Linked DNA regions of Homo sapiens: region 2 is linked to region 1. A link is a loop called in an ENCODE intact Hi-C map of the cell type or tissue named here. Cell type or tissue: gastrocnemius medialis. All regions are shown on one strand. Links, peaks and the distances in the headings refer to the core of each region. The heading gives the core; the rest is flanking DNA. Region 1 overlaps GPRIN3 (GPRIN family member 3). Region 2 has its middle 110 kb from the start of GPRIN3.

Region 1 (5,343 bases), core at 344-5,343:
AAGCTGACAAATCTTGTTCAGAGTTGACACTTGCCAGCTAATGATTCTAATGTTGTTAGAATCCACACAGTATTACCTGTTATTGATAATACTAATTTTTTGTTTGAGTCCATCTTAAGGAACTCAAGACACGAGGCAATTTAAGTGCCCTGGAACCCCACCCAAGGGTTCATTGCTCATATCCTATTATCTCACCAACATCATCTGCAATTTTTTTTCATTTAAATCTTTGACTTCTCTTCGGTGTTGGTAGGCATAGTTTTGCTGAGCTCAAGAGAAGAATGCCTGTGATCATATCCACTTTGAGTGATTATACATGCTTGAAATCTAGGGATCCATTTCCAAAAAATGTAGGGCTTTTATTGGTTTGTGCAAATCAACACACTGATACATGTCCAAAAGGAGTCTCCAAAACATAATCGATTTTCATCCCTGTTTGCCATTTCCAGATATGAAATTAGGTGCTTAAAGAGAAGCATTAATTCCCTGTAGCTACTCAGTTACCAGTCTGTGCTTCAGTTGCTGGAGTTTTCTAAGCACAAAATCTGCTACCAGGGAGTAACACCATTAATTGGGGGGGCATCTCATTCAATAATAATATTTGTAAAACAGAGCAGTCATGGAAATATGCAACTTTCAATTAGTGGTTTTAATTTGTGATTTATCTGAATATACTAGTATAAATAAAATGTATTATGTGTGCCTATATATGTGGATAAGCTATTTACATTTTTATGTGTAGAAAATGAAAAATATATATTGATTAGCCCTTTTGAGGCTTTTGAACAACTGTTTCATCTTCCTTCTTTCCTGCAACTGCTTTGAGGATTTAGATAATTCATACAAGGTATGTACACAATCACACCCATAGTATGTACATCCTAGTCACACACTTAACACGGAGAGGATGTGTGAGGAATGTAAATTATCCCAGTGGTCAAAGAACTGACCTTACCTGTGACTAATGGCATGGTTACTTAGCCCTGGCATATTTAATAATATGCCAATGTACTGATTACTATATTCAGCCTTTGTGATAATTATGTTACCTACTCAAGGAGATGATAAAAAAAAAACACAAATCAAACAGCCCTTTCTGACCTTCAAAAATAAAAGGACAAATTCTGTTACTGAATACATGTGCACACTTTTGTTGGCTTTATTCATGTATGTACATATGCCTGCCTGAATACAGAAATTGGCCTTTAAATGGGATACGACAAGTTATTTTTTTTACACATAAAAATAGAAAACTGATCACTCAGACTGTACACACTCACAGAATGTATTGACATACCACGACCAGCTACAGTATTATGCACGACATATTGTTCACACATTAGTACAGCAGAGATACACACATTTAGAAAATTAGTAATTGCTAGTATATATTTTTCTTATTTTCAGGCTGTGTTGACCTTTTTCAACCTTAATAAAAGGTATCTCCAGGGGCCCTTAAAACAAGAATTAGTCTTTCCTCTCCTCTAGGGATTGGGGAGTATGACTATAATACTGCAATCTCCTGATATACCAGCATCATTTTAAGACACGATGGAAAACATTAGGAAAAATAAGTTACGTAAAGATGTGATCTAAAATAAATGTTAAGGAATCTCAACTAAAATCATCAAGGATGCCAATTAACATGAGTAAGCCCTTTCTACTCATTTTATATAGTTTGCTCTACACACAGCCTTTACATGTTATTAAAAGCAATGATATGAATCAGAAAAAAAACTGTTTAACTGCTCAAGAGTTTTTCTAAAGAGAGACAATTTTTAAAGCAACAAAGAACAATACTAGCAGCAATGTCAAAAAGCAAGCTATAATTTTCACCCCAGAAATAAATGAATGACATCTCCATAGTTAAGAGATCAAGAAAGCTGTTAGCAATTCTCTCCCATTTAATTCTTTCTAACATCATTAAATCACTGGGGTATCTCATCATAATTATCACCATGCAGGTTGATCATCAATATCCTTTTCTAAAGTGTAAAATATGTGATTTTTATTCCTACTATTTTGCAGCCAATTAATTTTGAGCTTGAATCCAGAAAGATACTTGATGAAGAGTTAGCATTTAGAAGTGCCCATCTGGAGCATCGTTTTCTGTAAGGCATCATTTGAAGCCTCTTTGGATACAAGATCTCATGTTTTAGTGATTTTACATCCGGGAGCCCATTTTTTCACAGCTAAAGCTGGTAATCCTCTGGGCAGAGTTAACTGAATTGCTTTCTACATGCTAGTGTCCAGAAAGAGTAATTACCATAAGTTTAAAGTCTCCATTTCAACAAAACTTCTGGTTGCAGCTGTCTTGAGTTTTAAGCCAGCAAGACTTTGAGTGGCTCCTCTTCCCTCTGGGCTCACATAAAAACATAGATGCCAACTGTATCCTGACTAATGCTCATTAGTGCTGTACCTCTTTATGAAGCTTCTAAACAAGTTTTTCCAGGAAGAAAGCAGAAACTATGCCTTTGCTTATTTTATCCTGTGGGTTACAGTCAGTCTTCATAAAGCAAACCATCATTATATAATGGTGTGCCCATAATAGATGCATTTGCTGGTATAACTGCCTCTTTTTGGCACATTATTGCTTGGCTTTAATTTCATATTCAACAGTCTTTATTCTCATTATTAGTATCTGAGATATTTGTGTCTTAAAAAAACTTGCAAATAACATCTTGTTGCACCATTCTGGCCACCACAAGTCATTTCACCAAGGTCCAAGGTTATTTGAATGTTGTTTATAATTATCATCACGTTTACTTACCTAACAGCCAAAAATAATGTTTCAGGATTGTTTGTTGCTGCTATCTACACATATATACAGATGCACTGGATTTATTTTGAGAGAGGTTATTTTGTTGTGGCAAGTGAGTAGTTTAGCTGGTGACTGTTCACAGTTAAAAGTAGCTGTAATGACCTCTGGCAGATGTCACTGATCACTTGGGAGACAGAATTTTTCCACTTCAATCCATCTTCATTTATGTCCTTGGTCATTGCAAACCCAGCTTATTTGATTTCTGCAGCCAAGGAGAATTGTTTTCTTTCCAAGAGTAGGATAAAGTTCATGGAAATCTGTTTCAGTATTTACAAGACTATTTTTTTTCCCATTTGCAAAAATGTCTAAAATTTTGTAGACATCCTTAAGCCCATGTGTCTGGACAGATGACATTTGTAATTGCTCAGCCAGTTGAAGAATTTCATTAAGAAGGATATCGTTACAAGGATGGACAGGAGATTCAGCATATCCTCTGTTATTTGCCAGGTGGCAGCAGCTGACCCGAATTTGGAGAGAATCAACCAAAAAGGGCCACGCACAACATCAGGAAGCATTGCTAACAGAAAACAAAATGCTCAGATACATATGTAAAATAACAAACACTAAAGGGGATGTTTGACTTCTGATTTCACCATGTACACAAAAACAGAGTGGGAATAAGGTAGTCGGCTCACTTATGCAAGATACTGCTGAGTTCACTGTTCTACCACAAAGGGAAATTCACAGGCCTCACTTCTCAAACACCACTTAGAACAAAGCAGGAGAGAGTAAACAGCATCATCTCCATGGCAGCATTACAGATAATTAGTAAATCAGGCAGGTAGAGGTCTACACAAGGCTACAAGTGCCCAGTTTTCAATAAAAACACATATACATATATGCAAACCTTATCCTAATGTATTGTTTTTCTTTATACTGATTCATAAAAGTAGACAAGGGATGTGGTTAATTATGTGTTACTAGGAGTAGACAAAATTTTAAACACTTGGCACAATATGTAGGAGGAAGAGAAGACACACATTTCACACATTTTGGCAGCAAAACAGTAACAAAGTGGATGCAGAAAAGGACAAACAATTTATATTAACAGCACACTTGCATATATCCTCTGTAAACACATTTTAAAGTAACATCATACTCTGTTCTTGGTATGCTATATATAGGGATTCTCAGAATGACAGGCATTCCCAGAAATGAGAGGAAAAACATTAGTATAAGCTAGGAACAGTGAAACCTCAATATGCTAGAATACAAACAAATGCTATTTTCCTCTTCTGCTTTCTACTTTAAGACAGCAAGCTCCTATTATGAATTTGGTTCTGAAATCCAACCTCTAAGGTATATGTTACACATGCATATTTAGTTCAATTTATTTCAATTTTTATGTTTAACTTTATAACATGGTGAACACTGGTATTCAAAACAGTATCAGAGAATTCTCAAGATTAAAAAAAATTATCAAAGATCAAATTACATTCAATATAGGTGAACTTATCAAGGCAGGAAACATACTAACACATTTTATAAATATTCAATTTCAGACGTGAACAAAAAGGTTTCTGGTTAACATTGACTTATCAGGATGTTCAACTTTTGCCAGTGACCCAAAGCACAAAGGTTAATCAATATTTTACTCTATGTAAAGTAGTTGGTCTGTGGCATTCAAAGTCAATAATCCAGAAATACATAATTAGAAAAGCATTCAAGATAAACATATGACAGCTGAAGCTGTCACATTTTTCTCATGGTCATAAAAACAGAACAATCAATCTTTAAATTAAAAATTTTAGTATTCACTTGTTAAGTGGTATAGCATCTTAATATTTTAAATGTTGAATTGTCTTCCAGACATGGAGTTCTAACTCACCTTTTTACTACTGGTTTAAGGAATATTTTCTATTTCTTGATTCAATAAAATATTTCCTCCATATATTTCAAAAATATAATGCATGAAAAAGAACCAAATCATATCTAAGAGAAATGAAGGGTAAAACCAAACAACTTTCAACCCAATGTGTGTCATGCAGGTAAAGTAAGGAAAAAACTGAGCAAGTTCCAAGAGTCTACCAAGAAAACTGTTTTGCAGCTTCATCTGTTGAATGAACCTTAGGTTTCACAAATAAGGTATACTAAATGCCTAATGCTATGTCACAGATTGAAGTGAAGGAAAATTCTCAAATAAGGTTTTATTGTGAGAGTAACTTAGGGGAGGTATCACAATACAAAAATGCTGCTGTCTTGAATAGGTCCCTATCTTATTTATCCATCTGAAGATATATTTCTGTTAATGTCCTTAAAAGCTGTTAGTTATATAGGGTTTAATGAGCCACAAAACAAACAATATTTTTGTAATATTTTGTGACAATCTCTTGAGTGTTGTAGAAGTGAAGAATTTGGTCCCAGCACCAAAGAAAATCAGTTAAACTCAGTACATTAAACAAATTTTCTTAAAGTTTTGATAGACATAACCACAATAGCAAATCTAGCAATTTTAATGTATTTAATGTGAGACAAATGCCAACAACTCTCTCAGGCCTCTGCTTCATTTAACTGTTTACAAA
Region 2 (5,393 bases), core at 326-5,325, 170 kb after region 1:
AACAGTAATGTACTTGTAACTGTATCCAGTATCATTACTGAAATTTAAATTTACTTTATGCTAAGAATTGATTTTTAAATATCCCTCATCATAAGGACTGGTTGTAGAGACACTAGAGAATCATGATGTTGACTGCTTTAACCAATACTGAGCACCCACTGTATACTAAGCTTTGTATAATTTTTGGTGCTACCGTACTAGCTTGAGTTAAATATGGTCTAGACTCAGTTCCTAAGGAGTTCATGGAAATGGATGTGTAAATGAAATGGTTTCAGGAAAGATCAAGGAAAGCTTCACAGAGAAAGTAGCACTTCCACAGGGTTTCAAAAAGTAAGTTTGCATTCTCCAGGTAGATCTAAGGAAGAAAGAGGAGGAATAAAAGCACTTGAGTGCCAATCACAGTAATGTGAGTGGGGGAGGCCTATGAGGCTAAGGTCAATGGGATTTGTGATAGATGCTGGGAGGAAAATCTAGAAAGGGAATTTGAAGGGTCTTGAATGCCATATGAATGAGTTCAGATTTTGCCTGTAGGCAATCGAGAAACACTGAAAGGCTTTAATCAGTGTAGTGACATACTTACATTAAGGTTTTAGAAAGATTACTCTAGTGGCAGTAGAAGCAGAAATTGTGGTGGTCATGCTGAAGACTGAGTGAGTGCTTAAAGGATTATAATTATACTTATAAATGATATAATCATAATAAAATGGTTTACATGAGAGATAATATTAAACAGAAGAAAATTTTAGTAATAAAGATGGAAAGGACAAAAGACATTTGAGACATTTGACTCCAGTTTCTTAAATTAGTGGATGTTCAAGTTTTTTTCAAGCATTTTAATCTTCTAACCCTCTAAGAAGACTTATCTGAAATACTTATATATTAAATGAATAAGTTGTATTTTGTTAATAAATGTAATATGGAAATTCAAACATGTATTTACTTATATAAACTCAATTACTAAAATCAATGTAGCTGATTTACTACAGACAAATTTGCTAATAAATTCTATGATTATAGATGAGAATTACTGAACTTTATCCGTATTAACATATAATTTATTGAATATATTTTAACTTGCATATACAGGATTCTTAAAAATAAGTAGTTACAAAGGGGTAAATGATCATTGCTTTACAAAAATTAGGTAACTTTGAAACATTAGATACCTCCAATTACATTGGTTTGGAAGCTTGAAGGACCAGTATTTGAAATGCTTGTGTCAAAAATGTATCATTAATAATATTGAAAAATGCTTGAACTCTCTATAATAAATGTGAAAGTCTGAAATGGAGTGCTTAAAATATAAAAATATTAATTTATCTATGATATTATATTCTTGCTGTGTGATGTATTATGCATTCACTTGTTATCGCACAACTGATTTTGGGCTAGGAGTAGTACATTCCCTGAAGGAGTGCTCCTAAGTCTTGCCAGCATTTGTTTGAGAGTAGCACACATAAGCTTTAGTAATAATCTTTCTTGCACATTTCTATGTGAACAGACATGGGCAAGTCTGATTTCCAAGAACGGCTAATGTAGAATGATTCTCTTCCTAATCAATGGTCATTTGTCTGGGGTGAGTTCTAGAATTGGTATTTTTAAAGAGTGCCCTACATGAGTCTTTCATGAGGCCAGTATTGGAAAGCCCAGTTCTTTCTGGCCAGCCTTATTTTGGGTGCCAGAGAGACATATGCAGTGGGAGAGAAAAATAAAGGCTAATTCTATATGTTGCCTAAGTGCTAAGAAAAACAAAACAAAAAATGGGACAGCATATAAAATACTATGCTGGCTTGATACATGAGTAATTAAATCTGATGTTGGTATTATTCTGATAAAGTTACAGTGATTATAATTTTGGAGAAGGAGGGAGAGGCTTTCAGTGGATTCCTGAAAGTGATGATGGTTGAGCTGGGAGTAGGTTTCTCTCAGTGGAGAGGAAATAGTATGAATAAAAGTACGACATTTTGAGATGTAGGTAGTCATCCTCTGGTTTTGATACTGGGCAAAGATGCTTAGGCACTTCAGAGGTTTTCTGGCCCATCTTTCTAATCCTGAGCATAACTTCCCAGAATGGATCTATGGTGTCTCTCATGGCACCCCGTGTATACTGGGAGGCCTAGGTTTTCTCAGTAACTTCCTTATAATTATAAAGAGCATTAACTCTTTAAGATAATGCATGAGTAGATATAATTTCATAAATGGAATTGGTAGAGCTTGAAAAGTTAATGCACTTTCCCAAGTTAGCATCTTAGTTACTTTTCAAAAGCAGGACAAAAACCATTGCTTGTCAGAGTAAGATATAAAGCAAAGAACTCTTTTTCCCCATGAGGTCTAATAGAGCAAATCACCTACAAGGAAGACATTATTTTTTGCCTGAATGGTAGGAGCGTGTGGTGAGTCATGAATCAATAAAAACATTACCATAAGCTATTTAGTGATTCATCTCTTTCTTATTTCTAAAATAGGCTTCAAACAGAAGAACATTTTACTTATATCCTCAGATTGTGCTCTGAGATGCGCTTATAAAATTCTAGGGTCAAACTCTACATTTGACTGCTAGAATAAAATTCCCATTGATGCAAAACTTCAGGAAATTTGTGGTTTGCAGAAGAAAGGTAATAATACTCGTTTCTCTGCTTCCATTTGAGAAAGTTTTTAGATTTTCTTTCCTCTGTAATTAAGTGAAATTGGATCTTACTTTTCATACTTTACTATTTTTGAAAAGCAGATTGCTAAATGTGGCAAACTGTATTTTCCAAAAATGGCCAAAGCAATATTCCCAGGACAAAGTGTTCTAGAACTTTACCATTCCTCTGTCAAGAAGAAGAGTCTATTTCCTTTCCCATTGACACTAGGAAGGCCTTGTGACCACGTAGATTAAAAGAATGTGTATGAGTGACACAGTGTGTCTGTTTCTCTACTCTTCTCTCTTGACCTTGGGTGGACCTTTTTGACCACCCCTGTGAATAAAATGCAGTGAAAGTAATGCTTGTGAGGTTCAGGCAGAAAAAGTCGTACAGCGTCTGCGTGGTTCTCTCACTCTTGGGAAGCTTGCCCTTAGAATTCAGCCACCATGTTGTGAGGAAGCAGAGGCCACATGGAGGGCCCACATGTATATGTTCTGGTTGACAAGCCAGCTATTGTCCTGGCTAACAGCTAATACTGACTGTCAAACATGGAAGTGAGCAAATCATCTGATGTTTCCAGATCCTTGCATTTGAGCCATTCTAGTTGAGGCCAAGATATCACTACCTAATCCTGCTTAAACTGCAGATTTGGGAATAAAATAAGTCTTTTTACTTTAAGCCACTAAGCTTTATGGTGGTTTTCTACACAGCAATAGATAATTGGAACGCTAAACAATAGCAATGAATAAGCAGAATTTTTTTTCATTTCAAGATGTTTCTCAAGATTTAAACAATGCGACTTTAAATAAATTAAAAGATGTATTAATCAATACGTCTATTGTAAAGTAGCAGAAAGAAGATTCAACAATTACTCTGGAACAGAAGCAGAGGAATCCGTTTCAGAATTAGCTCCTATTTTCAACCTCCCATCCCTCTCCATCTCCTAAGTTGATACAGAACTATATGCCTGACATTTAATAGTCAATTGATTTAGGGAAAAATAGGGCTCAGAATTTAGTTAAGGATAGCCAAACTTGTACCTGACTGATTTTCCCCAAGCATTCTGTTTATTGATATGTAATAAATACAAGTCACAAGAAATGGTGCAAGTTCTCTTCATAAGATCCTCTTTCTTCTCATTGTGAACAGATATGCTGCAGAAACCCAATGAACAACCTTTCCAGTGCATTTCTCCCCAGTGTAGAGCAGGCCTTCTTAATCTGTTCAGCCTGCTAATAACAAAATACCATATGCTGGGTAACTTATAAACAACAGAAATTTATTTCTCATACTTCTGGAGGCTGTGAAATCCAAAATCAAGATGCCAGCAGATTCAGTGGCTGGCGAGGGCCTGCTCCTTATAGATGGTCCCTTCTAGCTATGTCCTCACATGGTGGAAGGGTAAAGAAGCTCCCTTGGGCTCTTTTATAAGGGCACTAATCTCGTTCATAAGGGCTCCATCTCATGACCTCATCACCACCCAACGATCCTACCTCTTAATACTATTGCACTGGGGATGAAGTTTTAACAGGAATTTTGTGAGACCACAAACATTCAGACCATAGCACTCACCCATACCCCAGCCTTTTTGCCATCCCTTCCTGCAGCTAATCTTAAGTTATCACTCTCTCAGTTCTTTTTTTAGAGTTGCTAGTGCTAATGAGGGATATCTTAGCTACAGTGACACTAAATCACTCTGCACTAATTTCAGATGAATATTCACTGTTACTCAGCAAGCCTTTTAAAAATTCAGTCCCTGATGACTTCTTTTTGAATTGCTAATAATTTAGAAGTTAGTTGTTCCAGACTTTTCAAAATCCCCTGATCATACTGTGAACTTCTAAGAGATGATCTAAATCCTTTTACATGAAGTTAGAGGCTTTTAGGATTCACTTTCCTTCTACTGTGACTCAATATCTCTACATAACAATAGCTTTGCCCCTACACCCTTAACTACAGCTTGGAACATCTGTCTCCACTGATGTTTATTTTCTTCCAATGCAGAAAGGTAGAAAGAATATCACCTTTGACCTCCTGCCGTTTCACCATCCAAATCTTACATCTGTATCCCTCCGCCTGAACAGGGTCTCCTTGGGGCAGGGCACTGTTACTCAGCACTGGTCTTGCTGTGTCTAAAACACACGCACACACACACACACGCACACACTGAAAGAGACTCCGAGAAAAAGGAAAAAAAAGGAAATGTTCTCCAAAGACATTGTGGATAATAATGTGGATTTTAGATTTTGTGGAAGGTGTCACAGAGATACAGAAATATGTACACTTCACACTTAACTCAGAACATTTTCCTAAAGATCATCTTTAAATATATTTCTCTTTTCTCCAGGTGGCCACTGTTACCCCTTCACCATTTCTTTTTGTCTCTATCACTGTTCCCTTTAGCCCTCTACTTTTTCCCCCTCTTTTGGCTGCTCTAGCTCTTTTGTGGCACTCCCAGAAATTCTTTCCAGTATTTTCCTTGCAGAAAATAATTTAATCTCTCTTTGTTCTCCTATTTGTATTTCCATCCACTATCCAGCTTAACACAACAAAATCTTGTCCTTGAAATCCAGCATTCCTGAAAGATGAAAGGAGGAAGGGTGGACACATGTTATTCAGTATGTTCTGATTCCATGCATCGTTTCAGTCTTATATTGTCCCCTCAAGGTGCGTGCCCCTTTGTCTTTCTCTTCCCTTTCACTTTTAGATCCAGCTTTCCTGCAGAAAGTCTGATTTCTCTGCTCCTACATATTACAAACCTGCAGG

What was found. Hi-C counts contacts between places; a loop is a spot of excess contacts. Peaks named below come from ENCODE experiments on the same cell type or tissue, not always from the same donor. Only the 100,000 strongest peaks of a DNase experiment are listed, where the experiment ranks them.
Region 2: it touches region 1 in a loop (14-fold over the local background); 2 of 110 quality-filtered maps call a loop at or near these places.

The regions. Positions count from the first base shown.
Region 1 is chr4:89,240,141-89,245,483 of GRCh38, forward strand. It overlaps GPRIN3 (GPRIN family member 3), which reads right to left. Exons shown (of 2, transcript NM_198281.3): 2 at 1-5,343. Among named protein-coding and RNA genes, the nearest start is that of GPRIN3, 65 kb to the right of the region's middle. In gastrocnemius medialis, for the core only: no CTCF peak of the experiment used is centred there; no DNase peak of the experiment used is centred there.
Region 2 is chr4:89,414,774-89,420,166 of GRCh38, forward strand. No RefSeq gene overlaps it. Among named protein-coding and RNA genes, the nearest start is that of GPRIN3, 110 kb to the left of the region's middle. RefSeq lists enhancers at 4,191-4,716, 4,717-5,241. In gastrocnemius medialis, for the core only: no CTCF peak of the experiment used is centred there; no DNase peak of the experiment used is centred there; H3K27ac peaks cover 754 bases.